Linked DNA regions of Homo sapiens: region 2 is linked to region 1. Evidence: chromatin loops called from intact Hi-C (ENCODE). Cell type or tissue: natural killer cell. All regions are shown on one strand. Links, peaks and the distances in the headings refer to the core of each region. The heading gives the core; the rest is flanking DNA.

Region 1 (5,386 bases), core at 66-5,065:
ACAGCTGCCCAGGCCATGGTAGGCTGAGAATGAAGGAGGAGGAGCATAGGGACCTTTGTGAGGGCAGGAGGTTTCCGGGTAGAAAGAACAGTGCTAAGTCACTATTGAGGTTGAGGTGCTTCCTCTTTGGGTTGTAAATTCATTCTGCCCTTCCCACTCCCTCAGTGGGATCTGCAACCACAGCAGACCCATGAGGGAAGGAGCAGAGCCCAGTCTGTGCATGTGTGCATGTGTGTGAACATTGAAGTGAGTGGGAGATGGCCATGGTAGTACAGAGAAGTCACAAGAGAATCAGGGAAGAAGGATGGAGAAGGTCAAGCCTCTCCATCCTCGAGGTCAAGGTATGAGAGAGGCAAACAACCAGAGTGTCTGAGAAGGCAGAAGGATGGGTTTCAGTGAATCCTGTGGCATGAAGATTTAGGTTATTAACACGGGGATATGACGGAAGATGGCGCAAGGACAGCTCGGGAGTGAGTTTATGACTCCATGCTTCTGAGACCTGAGCATCCTGCTATGTTCCAGGCACAATGTCAACCCTCTCAGTCATTCATTTATGCCCTAGAATGAGCCTGTAGGCATGGTACTATTGTTATGCCTATTTTACAGTAAACAGAGACACAGAGAGATGAAGAAAATGGACCAAGTTAATAAGTGAAAAAAGGCAGAAATGAACCCAGTTGGGTTGGCTCTGCAGCTTGTCGTTGTAACTGCGATGCCCTGGTGCCTGTCTGTGCTCCGTGTTTCTACCCCACTGCAACTCAATGGGCAAACTGCAGAGACTCCAGTGGCTGTTAAAGTGCAGATACTCCTTTTAAAACTAACCACTTCCCTTTTGCTTTTGACTGAAACTCATTGCAGGACCACAAGCTGAGAGAGGGCAGCAATGGAAACCCAGCCAAACTATTAATGGAAGGCTGGGTCCCATTCTTTATTATCCTTCTGTGGTCTCGTCACCAGCAGGGTGAGCCAAAGCCGAGGGCAAGAACACGCTGGGTGACCTTCCACACCCCAAATGCAAGATCAAGTGCTGTGGAGAAGGAGGTAAGCTGTGGCTCTTCATTAAAGCAAATATCATTAGACATATGTTCAAGATAACAGAGTGTTTTGACCCCAGCAAGCATTTGAACTGCAGTGAAAATTCATTTTCCTTCTCTGAGGGTACAGGAAGCAGAGAATTTTTCCAGGACTAAAGCCACCATTATGAATACGTATTCCTCAATAATGAAACCTGTATTAATAATTGAATTAGTAATTCAACAAATATTTTGGCAGGCCTACTATGTTTTGGGTAGTGTGTGTGTGTGTGTGTGTGTGTGCGCATGCACACCTGCACAGGACATCTTTATAATTTGCTTCTCATCATGTTTTTTCTAGTAACTGCCCAGCTTGACTGTCCATATCTTTACTGTTATTTTAAAATCCACTTTAGTGGTAGAATGTTACTCTGTCCCCTGGCTGTTTTATTGGTCTCGTGTTGGTCATCCAACCCCAAATAAGCCAATCTAAGGCTTATCTAGGAAATTTTGAGACAGAAACTGGGAAATGGGGTACAGTTTTGTTGAGAAAGTCTGGAAGAGAGAAGGGATATGTGAAGACTTTGGCTGAAGTGTTGGCTACCACATTTCTTATCAAGTAGATATGAAAAACAAAAGGAGAGAGGGGAGGGGGCATGAAAGGATGGTGGGAGGGAAGGAGAGAGAGAGAGAGGGAGAGGAAATAAGGGACATGGACAAAAGCTGAGAGGGCCTGAAAGCACCTGACATGAGGATCTTTTTTCTATCCATTCGTGAAGACTACCAGTGTTCCTTTCTTAAGCTCCCTGTGACGTCTCATTATCTTCAGGATAAACTTCCCTTTTTGCTTCATTTATCTAAGTGGAGTTATCAATGCTGCTTCATTGACCTGACCACCAAAGTTGTACCCTAACAAGTCCTCATTAATCCCCACCCATATGCCACTGGCATGCTGGGCACTGAGAATGCCCAGAACTCAGATCCTGCTCCCAAAGCTTCCTAGTCTAGAGAAGGTGATGCTGTTCAGGGATATTAGTTAGCATATGGGGAAAGGATACTCTACTGGAAGACCTCTAGGAAGAGAAGAGTGAATCTTGAGCTGGGCCAGAGTCTGGAGGCCCCTCCCAGACCTCATGCTTCCACTGCGTCTTAGAGGATGTGTCCACTGTCAGCTCAAAGAATCTGTGCAGACCCAGAGGTGCGAAATAGGAAGGCATGAGTCAGTGAGCATGGCTTGGTTTGGCTGTATGGGGGAATTGATGGATTAAGAACGGGTTAGGGCAGGAAGAGAGGCTGGAAGGGAAGTTAGGGGCAGAGTAGGAAGGACCTTCTAGGCCAGTTTAAAGAGTGTGGGCTGGACCTTGGTAAAGCTTGTTAAGCAGGCCCTCCTGTAGAAGTTGCCAGTGATGGTCGCGTTCCATAGCAGACATTCCTGGAGAAAAGGGAAGTTCACTGTAGAACAGTATAGATATTTTCTATTGCCCTAGCTGGAATGAATATTTGATTTGTAGGTTTTCTAAAAGATTCATCTTGAAAAACTTATATAAATATCCTCTTCCTTCTTCTGCATTTGATAAACCAAAAATCTTCAAATTGAAGGATTCTTTATATTTTTTCAAACAGGTATAAACAGGAGAAAAAGCACTGGGTATAACAACCCACAAAAGGTGATGTAAGAATAAATAAGAAGTGAATAGTAATAGTAGCAGCAACAACCGTGGCTGAGTGTTGAGTGTCCGCCATGAGCCAGGGACAGCGCCAAGGGCTGTGTTCAAGAGAAAGGCACAGTAACAAAACCAACTGATGGGGACTGCGAGGGGAGGGGTGGAGAGAGGCTGCCCGGATGCACATCCTGGCTCTGCCCCTTGCTGACAATGTGGGCTTGCATATGTCACATTAGATGGGGGTGTCTATAATAATTTCCTCATAGGGCTGTCAGGAGGATTCAGTGCAATAATTCAAGTTCAGTGCCGGGGACACTGTTAGTGCTCAGGAAGTGTAAATTATTTGTTCCTTAAAATTAAGAAAAAGAGAAATGATTGATAGATAGATAGATAGGACAGAGATAGCTAGAGAGAGAGAGATAAACATTGATATATTTAAAAATACATCTCTCCATCATATTCCAATGCAACTGCAATTCTACACATTTCTTTCATTGCAAAATTCAGTGTGTTTATATGACATGAAATATCAGTTGTAGACCACCTGAGGGGGAAACCAAGAAGGAGAAAAGCTGACAGTGACTCTTCTTGACTGATATTAAGTCTAAAAATGCTGTGATTTATTGACTATTCTTAGTGAGTACAGATGGCTTTGATAAAATGACTTGTATTTTAGTTTATTACTTCAATGAATATATATTGGATAACATTTGGAAAAATAAAATGAATTTTAAAATGTACTTCTCATGTTAATATTTTAGGTATTTTTCTTCTCATTTCTTTTCATACAGTCATTTTACAAAGGATTGTGAATGCACACACACACACACAATTTTGTACCTTTCAATTCCATTTCATTGTTTGATATTCATTTAAAAACTTTGTATACTTTTGTAATAATATGTCAGATATCTGCATATTATGATTTTATATGGATGATACATGATTTACCTACTCTTTGCATTGGATATTTCTGTTGTTTCCAAATGGTAATGATTTTGAATAGACACATGTTCATACCATTAAGAATAACAGGAGATTGTGGTTAACCTACCCCAGTACATTTACAAACACTCAAACCCAGTCCTGGTATCACCAACATCAAAATTGTATTATATGAAGACAATTTTAGGGACAGCTGCAAACACCATAGCAATCCTTGTTTTTGTCCTCCTGAAGGAAGAGAGTACCTAGGCTCTAAGCCACACATATATAGGTTCAGAATCTGCTACTTTCTAGCTGTAGCCTTGGGCTGCTGCTTGACCTCTCTAAGCATTTCCTTTCTCAGCCATAAAACTATAAAATGTGAGTAATATTGCAACCCTCTCCAGGTGATTGTAAAGATTAAATCACATTCCTTTGATCCCTATGCATTCCAAATCCCACCTACATGATATTCATAGTGCTAATCAGGTGTGAGAGCTGAGTCCAAATCTGATTTCTTTCTGCAGACAGAAAACCTTACGCAGGCAGGAGTGATGTCTCCTTTGTACCTTTTGAACTTAGAACGATGACTGTCGTGTAACAGCCACTTGGTGAGCAGTTATTAAACAAATGACTGAGTATCCCCTCAATATGAAAACTTGAAAAAATTTAGTAATCGTTTGATCGTCTCAGGGAATGACACGGTCTTCATTTTCTATGTCCAACACTACAGTTATGCAGGCGACTGAACTTCTATTGCAGAATATTTTCCACTGGAATGTAATTGTATTTATGGAAATTATAATGTATGTTCAGCAAAACAAACCTCGATTCCATTGTCCTACGTGGAATAAGTCTAGAGAACAATAGACTTTCTTAGTGGAATGCACCCTCCCATACATTGCTACAAAATCACAAAGAAAAGGAAAAAAGGGAAAGTGATTTTCCCAACAAAGCGTCTCTACATGTGGGTGGTCAATGATGTTTACCTAAAATGGATTTGTGGCTGAAGAGAAAATTCTGATTTCCCGAAAGGTGAATCTCACTGATGTTGATTACAGAAATAAGTTGTACTGCTTGATGTAAAGGGAGGAAAAAGTAACTTTTTAATTTATCTCTGCCCTATCCAAACAAGGGCCAGGAAAGATTACATGTTTTCCTGTGATTCAGTTCTACAGAGGCAAGAGACTCTATCAATATTGAAGTTGTAAATACCGGAACATTAGATTTGCTTTCTGCCCATGAAAAGCAGATTTTGTTGCTTTTCTCTTCTCTCTGCTGACAACATGCATAAACAGTGGCCCAAAATGTGATTATTCCCTGTGGATGCCCAGGTCCTTCCTGTTGCCTCCCCTCCGCAGTTTGGGGGAAGGGTTGTCAACCCCCGTGAGATGCCGCAACCCGGAAGCAGGTCCTTGTTAATATTTTCCTCATGAAACTTTGAGCATTTAGGCAAAACCAACACAATCGCTTTTTCCCTCCAGATAAATAATTAGATCTCTGAGGCTGCTTATTATCAGAAGCCCCTTATATAAGGAGCAGAGTGATGGTTCTTTCATCATGTCATGTGAGTGGCTGTGACACACACTGGGCACATGTGTGTCCTGACCTGGGCTCCAACAGCATCTGTGGCAGGTAACCCTAGGGTTCCAGAAATAGACTCTGCAGACAGGCAGAATAGGGTGTGGGAAGCATCTTCGTCTCTGCGGAGCCATAGTCTCCTGGTCTGCTAACATCCACCATATGACCCTCTTCGCTGTCTTTTTGTGGGGCCTCAGTGCCATC
Region 2 (5,386 bases), core at 182-5,181, 76 kb after region 1:
GAAAGTGATGTGACTAGATTGTAAAATACACCAAGATCCAAAGGGAGAAGAGGAAGAAGCTCATATCAACTGAGCTCCCCCTGCCCGGCTGGGCATTATGTGTCATTGATCCCCATAAAGACTCGGCCAGGAAAGTATCGTCATCTTTCTTTAAGCTGATAACTGAGATTCAGAGAGCTCAGGAAACTTAAGCCAAACGTAAAAACTAGGGGGGCCAGGATTCAAGTACTGGGAAAAGTTGCTCCACAGCCAGTGCTGTACATGCTTTCCTCTCTACTAAGCTGCTCGCAAAGGTGCAACAGAAGGACAAACTGAAAAAGAGAACTGTGGATACAGAGAGTAAATGGGGAAAATAGGGGAGAGAAGGAGGGGGAAGGAGAGAGATTGAGAGAGAGAGAAGACACACCCACGGATTCGACTTCTGTATATTCTCAATCCCTTTTGGCTTCAAAGGGTGTTTGATAAGTCAGACACTCTTCCAGAGCTGCAGATATGAACTAGTTGACACCTCACAAAGGAAAAACGCTTGCTTTTCTCATCCTAGTCTTGGTCAAAACCAGGAAGCAGAGAGCTGGGCAAACACAATCCGTTCTTTGAAGTTAATGTTTTCAGCGGTCTCCGGGGCTTTGGTTTGACTAGAGTGTTGGCGCTGGGGCTTGTGCTGTCCAACCCAATTTATCCTTGGTGCTGGATTTCAGCTGACACGTGGAGGAGGGAAATACAGGCCCATGTGCTTTGGAAAGCCTGTCCTTTAAGAAAGTACACTTGATGGCTTCAAGGGGCTCTTCAGGTTCTCCCACATTACTCTCAGGTCAGAGGATTTGAAAAGGAGCTCTACAATGTTATTTCATAAAACTTTTTTTCAATTTTAGAGGGTGGTCAGAAGGTGTAATTGCCTAGAAATGGCCTTATCCAGAATGAAAATTTTCTGTCACTCTTCCTGTCAAGAACATAGCTGATAACTAGAAAGAAAATCTAGGAAGAACTGCAAATAGACTGAAGATGCATTACAAAGAGGACTGAGGACCACGCTCCAAAGCTACCCACTTGCTTTTGCCCCACGTTTTCATAAACTGACGTATACTCATACGCACTTCTACTGGATTATACTCTCAGACTCTAAAAATACAGCCCAGAAATAAGCAAGAGGCCACCACAGACAGTGAACGAGTAAAACATGACAGATGAGAACTAGACAGAAAGCTCTCTGAAGCTCCTCACTAGAGAATAACAACAATGATAACAGCAACATAATCGACACAAGGAACTGGAGCCAGGTATTTTAGGGCAAACAGCCCTGCCCACTACGGTAGCCACAGTCGTCATCACTAATTTATAGTCCAGTGAAATGTGTCTTTCACAAAAGTGAATCCAAAACAGAAAGAAGGAAAAAAATAGAAAATAAAAGACAGGACCATTCTACGTTTGCACTTTTTAAAATAATCTTTTTCTTTGGAAATAGTTTTAGATTTACAAAAAAGAAACAAAAACCAAAACAAAAAAACATTGCGGAGAGTACAAAGAGTTCCCCTGTGCCCCACACTCATTTTTTCCTGTTGTTAACATCTGACTTTAGTTTGGTGCATTTGCCACAACTAATAAACCAATACTGATACACTGAGATTAACTCAAGTCCATACATTATTCTGATGCCCTTATTTTTTATGTAGTGTCCTTTTCCTCTTCCTGGATTCCACCCAGTATACTATGTTATATTTAGCCATCACATCCCTGTGGTCTGTTAGCTGTAGACTGTGAGTTTCTCAGACTTTCCTTGTTTCTGATGATGTTGCCAGGTATTTTGTAGAATTTCTCTCAGTTTTGTTCAACCGATGTTTTTCTTATGGTACGATTGGTGGTACAGATCTTGAAAAGGAAGATCACAGAGATAAACCACCATGCTCATCCCATCAGATCATGGGCACATACTGTCAACGTGACTTATCCCTGTTGATGTTGACCTCCGTCACCTCTCTGAGGAGGGTTTGTCAGGTTTCTCCACTGCCAAGTGACTCTTTATTCTCTTCCTTTGCACATTGAACTCTTTGTAAGGAAGTTGCTATGTACTGCCCACACTTAAGGGGTGGTGAGTTATGCTTCACCTCCTTGAGGGCAGAGTATCTAAATAAATTATTTGGAATTCTTCTGCATGAGAGATTTATTCATTATCTCCCATTTATGTCTTTATTCAGTCATTCATTATTATTAGGATAAAATCATGGCTATGTTATATTTCAGATTATAATTCAATACGATGTTATTTGTTGTATTGCTCAAATTGTTGTAGCTCTGAGCATTTGGAGCTCTTTCGTTTGTCTTCTGTTTTCTTCTGACATACCCCATTATTTTGTCTTTTGAACACTGCTTTGCTTTCTGGCACTGTCATATGCCAGGCTCATCTTGTATATTTCTTGCCTCAGGCCTAAAATCAGCCATTCTTCAAGGAACGTGGGCTCCTTTTATTGGGAATTGGAATTAGAAACCAAGACCTGGGCACTAGGTGTGCTCATGGCTGCTGTGGTGTCATTGCTTTTGAAGAACCTATTACAGCCATGCTCATTGTTTTATGTTTGATTTTACTTTGTTTCACAGACATGTTTTGTTTTGATTTTTTGTTTAAATCAAAGGTTTGTGATAACCCTGTGTTGAGCGTCTATCTCTGCCATTTTTCTAACTACATGATCTCACATCATGTTTCTGTGTCACATTTTGGTAATTCTCACAATATTTCAAAATTATTATTATATATGTTACGGTGATCTTTGATCATTGATCTTCGATGTTACTATTGTAATTGTTTTGGGGCTGTATGTGCCATGAGATGGCAAACTTAATTAAGTGTTATGTGGGTTCTGACTGCTCTACTGACCAGCCATTCCCCTGTCTCTTTCCCTCTCTTTGGGCCTCACTATTCCCCAAGACACAACAATATTAAAATTAGGCCAATTAACAACCCTACAATGGCATCAAAGTTCAAGTGAAAGGAAGAGTCACATATCTCCCACTTTAAATCAAAAGCTAGAAATGATTTCGCTTAGTGAGGAAGGCACACCAAAAGTCAAGACAGGCTGAAAGCTGGGCCTCTTGCACCAAATAGACATATTGTGAATACAAAGGGAAAGTTATTGGAGGAAATTCAAGTGCTCCAGTAAACACACAAATGATAAGAAAGTGAAACAGCCTTATTGCTGATGTGGAGAAAGCTTTAGTGGTCATGGTAGAAGTTCAAAGCAGCCACAAGAGTCCCTTAAACCTAATCCAGAGCAAGGCACTAACTCTCTTTAATTTTATGAAAGCTGAGAGAGGTGAGGAAGTTGTAGTAGAAAAGTTGGAAGCTTGCAGAGGTGGGTTCATGAGGTTTAAGGGAAGAAGCCTTCTCCATAACATGGAGGTGCAAGGTGAAGCAGTAAGTGCTGATGCAGAAGCTACAGGAAGTTCTGAAAAAGATCCAGCTAAGATCATTGATGAAGGTGGCTATGCTGAAGAACATATTTTCAGTGAGGATAAAATAGTCTTACATTGAAATAAGATGCCATCTATGACTCTCATTGCTAGGGAGAAGTCAATGCCTAGTTTTAAAGCTTCAGCGGACAGGCTAACTCTTGTTGTGATCTAACGAAGTTGGTGACTTTAAACTAAAGCCTAACGCTCATTTGCCATTCTGAAAATCCTACGGACCTTAAGAATTAGGCTAAATCTACTCTACCTATGCATCATAAATGGAACAACAAAGCCCAGAAAGTAAATCTGTTGACAGCATGGTTCACTGAATGGTTTAAGCCCACTGTTGAAACCTATTATTAATATTAAAAAAAATTCCTTTCAAAATGTTACTGCTCATTGATAATGCACCTAGTTACCCAAGAACACTGATATAGACGTATACAGAGATTAATGCTGCTTTCATGCCTACTAATACAATATTCATTCTACAGCCCATGGATCAAGAAGTAATTTAGACTTTCAAGTCTTATTACTTTTAAAAAAACGCATTTTTAAGGCTATAGCTGCCGTAGATAGTGATTCTTCTGATGCATCTGAGCAAAGTCAATTGGAAACCTTCTGGGAAGAATACACCATTCTAGATGTCATTAAGAACATTCACATCTCCTAGAAGGTCAAAAAGCAATATTAACAGGAGCTTGAAAGAAGCTGATATCAAACTTCATGGGTGGTTTTGAAGGGTTCCAGACTTTAGTGGAGAAAGTAACTGCAGATGTGGTGAAAATAGCAAGAGAACTGGAATTAGAAGTGGAACCTGAAGATGTGACTTGATTGTTGCAATCTCACGGTAGGACTTGAATGGATGAAGAATTGCTTCTTACGGATATGCAAAGAAAGTGGTTTCTTGAGATGGAATTGACTCCCGGTGAGGATGCTGTGAACATTGTTGGATGACAACAAATAATTGATAATATCATATTAACCTAGTTTATAAAGCAGCAGCAGGGTTTGAGAAGATTAACTTTGATTTTGAAAGAAGTTCTACTGTGGGTGAAATGCTGTCAAACAGCATCTCATGTTACAGTAAAATCTTTTATAAAAGGAAGACTTGATCAATGTGGCAAATTACATTTTTGTGTTATTTTAAGTAGTTGCCACAGCCACCCCATCCTTCAGCAACCAACACCTTAATTAGTCAGCACCCATCAACATGAAGGCCAGACTCTCCACCAGCAAAAAGATTGTGATTTTCTGAAGGCTCAGATGATCCTTGGCACTTGTTTAGCAACAAAGTAATTTTTAATTAAGGTATGTATACTTGTTAGACATAATGCTAGTACACATTTAATAGACTACAGCATAGAGTAAACATAACTTTTACAGGCACTGGGAGGCCAAAAACCTTGGGTGACTGGCTTTAACATGATATTCATGTTATTGCAGTGATCTGGAACTGAATACACAATGTCTTCAAGTATGCCTGTATTTTAAGAGAGATATACTTTTAAGAAGGCTGAAAATAGTATTCCATGGTGTATATGTGCCACAGTTTCTTAATCCAGTCTATCATTATTGGACATTTGGGTTGGTTCCAAGTCTTTGCTATTGTGAGTAGTACCACAATAAACATACGTGTGTCTTTATAGCAGCATGATTTATATTCCTTTGGGTATATACCCAATAATGGGATGGCTGGGTCAAATGGTATTTCTAGTTCTAGATCCCTGAAGAATTGCCACACTGTTTTCCACAATGGCACATGTATACATATGTAACAAACCTTCACGTTGTGCACATGTACCCTAGAACTTAAAGTGTAATAAAATATATATATATATTTTATTTATATATATTTTATAAAATATATATATATATTTTATTTATATATATTTTATAAAATATATATTTTATTTATATATATTTTATAAAATATATATTTTAT

Evidence for each region. Peaks named below come from ENCODE experiments on the same cell type or tissue, not always from the same donor. Only the 100,000 strongest peaks of a DNase experiment are listed, where the experiment ranks them.
Region 2: a loop joins it to region 1, with 2.0 times the contacts of the local background. A loop is called at or near these places in 3 of 110 quality-filtered maps.

What each region holds. Positions count from the first base shown.
Region 1 is chr14:97,706,935-97,712,320 of GRCh38, forward strand. LOC105370651 (a long non-coding RNA gene) reads left to right here. Exons shown (of 5, transcript XR_944186.4): 2 at 859-1,041. Among named protein-coding and RNA genes, the nearest start is that of LINC02291, 23 kb to the left of the region's middle. In natural killer cell, for the core only: no CTCF peak of the experiment used is centred there; DNase peaks (open chromatin) are centred at 877 and 2,857; H3K27ac peaks cover 2,819 bases.
Region 2 is chr14:97,782,471-97,787,856 of GRCh38, forward strand. The region is part of intron 3 of LOC105370651 (a long non-coding RNA gene); the gene reads left to right. Among named protein-coding and RNA genes, the nearest start is that of LINC02312, 22 kb to the left of the region's middle. In natural killer cell, for the core only: no CTCF peak of the experiment used is centred there; no DNase peak of the experiment used is centred there.